2 separate regions of the Mus musculus genome follow, and region 2 is linked to region 1. A link is a loop called in an ENCODE intact Hi-C map of the cell type or tissue named here. Cell type or tissue: left cerebral cortex. All regions are shown on one strand.

Evidence for each region. Peaks named below come from ENCODE experiments on the same cell type or tissue, not always from the same donor. Only the 100,000 strongest peaks of a DNase experiment are listed, where the experiment ranks them.
Region 2: a loop joins it to region 1, with 4 times the contacts of the local background. A loop is called at or near these places in 26 of 42 quality-filtered maps.

What each region holds. Positions count from the first base shown.
Region 1 is chr2:151,860,882-151,863,381 of GRCm38, reverse strand. The region is part of intron 1 of Rspo4 (R-spondin 4); the gene reads right to left. Among named protein-coding and RNA genes, the nearest start is that of Rspo4, 19 kb to the right of the region's middle. In left cerebral cortex, a CTCF peak has its summit at 946 (motif pointing left); a DNase peak (open chromatin) is centred at 897.
Region 2 is chr2:151,751,327-151,753,826 of GRCm38, reverse strand. It overlaps 4930556L07Rik (RIKEN cDNA 4930556L07 gene), which reads left to right and starts at 2,362. Exons shown (of 3, transcript NR_138569.1): 1 at 2,362-2,463. In left cerebral cortex, no CTCF peak of the experiment used is centred here; no DNase peak of the experiment used is centred here.

The sequences.
Region 1 (2,500 bases):
TGAGATGGGCATGTATGTCATGGGCCAAGAAGGGCCCACATGACTCTTCTCTCCTCTGTCTTCCTCTGTTAGAGTTGCAGTTTCAATGGCAGGAGCCTTGGCAGATCCCTGTGGCAGAGGGATCTTGAGAAAGACACAAGTACACTCATCACATGAACCCAGGGCTTTAACCAGAGGAGGAGAAAATCTCACACACCTTACCAAGGTCATTGGCCTTGCCAAACAGCAAGACTTATGATGTTGGGCAGGTCAGCAACGCGGTGTTATTGGCAATGAGGGTGCTCGCTCTGTGCTAGGCACCACGGAAGCCTGTGGAACTGAGCTGAGACCCCAGTGATAAAGGGCAAGGGGCCCTCAACTGACACAAAAGTGTTGCCATGGAAACTTAGACAAACTGCAATTACATCCTGTCACCGGAGTGCAAAGCTGGTTTTCCTTGCAAACAGAATTTGTGGGCTGAGATACCTTGCAATGGGGGTTTTGCCATTTTCTAGCTGAGGAAACCCAGGAATTGCTCAGGATAATACAGAGTCAGGAGGCAGAGACCTCCCACTATTGTCCCCTCCTCACCCCAACCCAGAGTGCCAGTGCAGGGCTTGTCTGTGACCAGCAGCAGGAGATGAAGCCATGGCCTGGCTTCCATCGGATTCAACATAGCAGGAGTGGCAGGCACCACAAAAATAAAGTCTGAGAAGACAAAAGTACCAGGAGGCCTGTGCGAAGCAAAATTGTTCCCAATGCCAGAAGAGCTTACAGATCTCTCAGCCTGACACCTGCAGTTTCCCTGGAGACCCTGAGACTACAAGGGGCAGGGACTTCTTCAAGGGCAAAACAAAGTTCTAAACCTAAGGAAACCCCTACTAGAGCCGAAGCACCCCTTGGAAGACACTGAGAGAACATGCTGAAGGCAAAAGACCCAGCAATCTGCTAGAGTGCCCTCTAGTGTCTCTATACTGTTATGGCATCTTTTGAATTTTCATAATTAGACTTTAATCGCATCTTTATCATTAGACAGAACAATGGTGTCCCCTCAAGGTCATAGGCATAGAAACACCAGTGCTCACCTTATGAACGAAAAGCCAAGACTCCTGGAGTTTGGACAGTGCTGCTCCAGAAAGATCCAAGCACAATGGTTCTTGAACTTGACTGTATCAAAGTTAAGTGGTTGGTTTGGGTCCAAGTCTGAAGTGAGCACACTGGGCATTTCCCATTTCACAGTGTCTTCCTTGCTACAGTTTCCTTTCCCTGAGCAAAGGAGCTGCCCACCAGGCACATGCTGTCTGGTCCTGGCTTGGTCCTGGTTCAGCCGGGCCAGTTAAGACAAACCTTTGGAAAGCGACCTTGGATGAGTGCTGGTGTTTGGGACTGTGCTCGGTAGCTAAGGACAGTGGCAGGTCGGGTGGTGCAAGGGTCTTCCCCAAGGAAAAGTGGCCACTGGTGGGCCCTGGCAACTTTTCTAGCAAATGCTAGCCCTCAAAACACCTGACTTTTGGGGCACACGTGGAGCCATCTACACTCTGGCTTGAGCAGATAGATCCACCATATGCCCCTGATCTTAGCGACCACTGGTCCAGATCGAGGCCTGTGCCCCAACAGAAACCATCTCGGAGTTTTCCTTTTCCTTAACTCACTAGGGGTGTGTGTTGTTTTTGTGTGTATGTGTGTTGTATTTTGTATATTGTATGTGAGTGTATGTCTTGTTTGTGTGGTGTGGTATATGGTATGTGGTATGTGTGTGTGTGGTGTAGTGTATGTGATATTTCATGCATGTTTTCTTTTCTGCTCTTTGGACCTATGCAGCTGTGGATGATGGAGGCTGGCGAGTGCTGCACAAACCAAGAACCTTCTGAGAGTGAAGAGCACACAGTGGCAGAGCCAGGAGCTACATCTGAGTTGGAAAGGGAGCCTCCATCACCTGGCCTGCCCCACCACAGAGGCCCTGTGCACTCTCCTCATTTCTCAAGGCATTTTGAGTTAGCTTTTCTGTCACTTACAACCAAATGACTTCTGACTAATACAGAAGCAGAGAGAGAAAGAGAAATAAACAAATGAGACGCAGAGAGAGAGAGAGAGAGAGAGAGGAGCATTAGCCAGGAATCTCACAAGCTCCAAAAGGCAGCAAGACTTCTAAGGGCCGTCCAGGCCCTCCCGGGGCTTGGCTTCCTTATGGCTCTGAAGAAAAGCACTTTTCCACTCTCGCTAATGCTTCTCTGTCAGCCTGTAATCAGAAAAGACCTAGCTCGATAGACAGCAAAAAGACCCTGGTGGGTAACTAGGCTTCTGCAAGACAGAGGGGCCTGCAGTACCACCTGCTCCACTGCCCTCCATGGCACTCTGGGAAAACCCTGGGTCCTTCTTCATGTCAGGTGAATCTTGGCCTGAAACCCTACCCTACCCTGGATCAGACACAAGCTTATAAATACGCACATTTGGGCTCTAATTGCAACCTCATGGGCTTTTTTGGAGCATCAGAGTCAACCCCATGTGATCCCCCTGAACA
Region 2 (2,500 bases), 110 kb after region 1:
TCACAGTTTGAGTATGACATGTTCAGATATGGGCCTTTGAACATGTGCTATTTACATCTATTGGCTGAGAGGATGTGTAAAGTATTTTCAACAGATTTTTTTTCTTTAAATGTCCTTTCTTTTCTAGGAATGACATGTTATGTTTAATTATGTCCCACAGATCTTTGCAGTCCTGTTCTTTTTCATTGTTGTCTTCTTGCTGATGCTCAGACATGGAAATCTCATTTGGCCTACTTCAAGTTTCCCAATTTTCCCTTTTGCTTGATCCTGTTTGCTGTTGTATCCTTCCAGTGAACTTCTTATTTTAATTATACTTTTCAACTCCTAAATGCCCACCTACTTCTTTTTAAAGTAACTTGTATCCCTTTATAATTATTGTCTATTTAATGAGACATCACTCGTCTTTCCCTTGATTCTTTAAAAGTGATTTTCTTGGTTCTTCAACTATATTTTAAATAGACTTCTTAAACTCTTTATCTGGGTAAGTTCAACATCTAGGCTTCCCAACAGATACTTTCTATTGCTTGCTTTCCTCCACCTTGTACTTCTATAGTTTCTTGTATCTTTGCATGGCTCATCACTTTTTGTTGTTATAACCAAGAGACTTCATATAACACAATGTAGATGCCCTAGACATGAGCTGTTCTTTCCTCCCCTGGATGTGTTCTTTGCTTTATTGAATTCTCTGAACATATTCTGTAAGGTCTGCATCCTTTGGTGTGCTCAGTTACTTTCGTCAATGATTGGGTAGAGATTTCCTTAAATACTTGGAACTTGTAAGTTATCCTGTCTATGCAGAGGTTCTTTGTGTATGCTTTCAGAACTCAGCCAGGCAATTGGTTACCTGCTGGACTTTCATTCCATGCTTCCGCAGAAAGCGTAAGACCCTTTTCTGGGTCTGTGCCTGAGTGTGGGCACCTCACAGTCCTGCAAGCATATAGTCTCATAGATTCCCAGTAACTGGTCAGAGCTTTCTGAAGCTCCTATGAAGTTTCTCATTCTCCAGTTATTCAATTTATTGTTTTTGTTTAGCCTATTGTTCTCCCCAAATTTTATCTGCCACCAAAGTAGTCCCAAAGTTTCACAACTGCTTGTAAATGCCTTGACAAATATTCCCCAGAAAAAAAGACTCAGCAAAAGGCCTTCTGTAGTGGATAAGTTGGGAGTCACGTAATAAAACAGCCTTGCAAGTGGCAGCTTCCAGAGACTCCCCAGATAAGATGAATAATGTCAGTTCTTAGGCCTTGAAGGTCATCTTACCCCATCTGTGTCTTCATGCTGTCAGGATGGTTTTTTTTTTTTTTTTTACCATGGTTGTGGGCTGTCAATTTCCCAAACTATCACAACATTCTAATAAGGAACATGGAAATGGGGCAAGAATCCACAAAAGTCATTGCTTCAACTCACACTTAGCCTTCTTTCTTTGTGTATGTGTGTGTGTGTGTGTGTGTGTGTGTGTGTGTGTGTGTATGTGTGTATGTGCATATGTGTGTGCACCTGTGGAGATCAGAGGTCAATGTCGGGTGTCCTTTTTCCATCACTCTCATGCCTCTCACTGAACCTAGAGCTCACTGATCTGCTATAGACTAGCCAGCCACAAAGCCAGAGGATCATCCGGTCTTCCCCTCACAAGCTCTGCGATTAGAGGCATATGCACCGTGCCAAACTTTTCACAAGGGCGCTGGAGATCCAAACTCAGATCTTCATGTTTGTAAAACAAACTAATTTTAAAATCCAATCGAGTCATCTTCCTAGTCCCTTAGCCTTCTTTCTCGAACAAATGATCCCTCAATTACTACAAGCCTTTGACTAATTAAAAAAGTTCTGAAAAAAAAAAAGGTTGTTTCTGACCATGCTTTCCAGCTTTCCTGTTGCTTTTCTGATGGAGAGGTGTTCAGTCTCTGCTCCTGCCTCTGCCCTCTACTGCCTTATTAAACTGGCACCACCACTTCCCCACAAATCCCAGCACTATCAGACAATCTCAGGGCACTGGGCCAAACTTGCCAGCTCCCTTCCCAGCTCCTGCACCGACAGGTAAGGAGTCCCTGAATCCTCAACTCCACCGTCCAAACTTCCTTAGTTCCCTTAGTTCCTGGAATTGCCTCGTACACAGCTCCCAAATCTTCACCCAGCCAGGTCACTACCAGAGAGGTGATGTGCATTGTCAAAGCTCCCACCCAGCTGTGGGTGGGGTTGGAGGACAAAGCAGAGCCGGGCTGTGGGGCTGGGTGGTGTACCAGCCTCCTCCCAGACCAAAGCATTCCTCCCTGCTCCTTAAAGGAAGTAAACAACAACCACACAGCTTCAGGAACTCCCTGGAACTGACCAGACTCACTCGGCCCCTCCCTACCAGAGGATTCCGAGCCCAACTGTCAAGACAACTCCAGACCAGCTGCACTACAAAGATTCTGAGAGGAGAAAAGCTACGAAGAAGATTCAGACAAGAAGAGCCATCTGAAAGAGGTTCAAAGCCCACTGAGCCACCTAGAAAGGACATTCT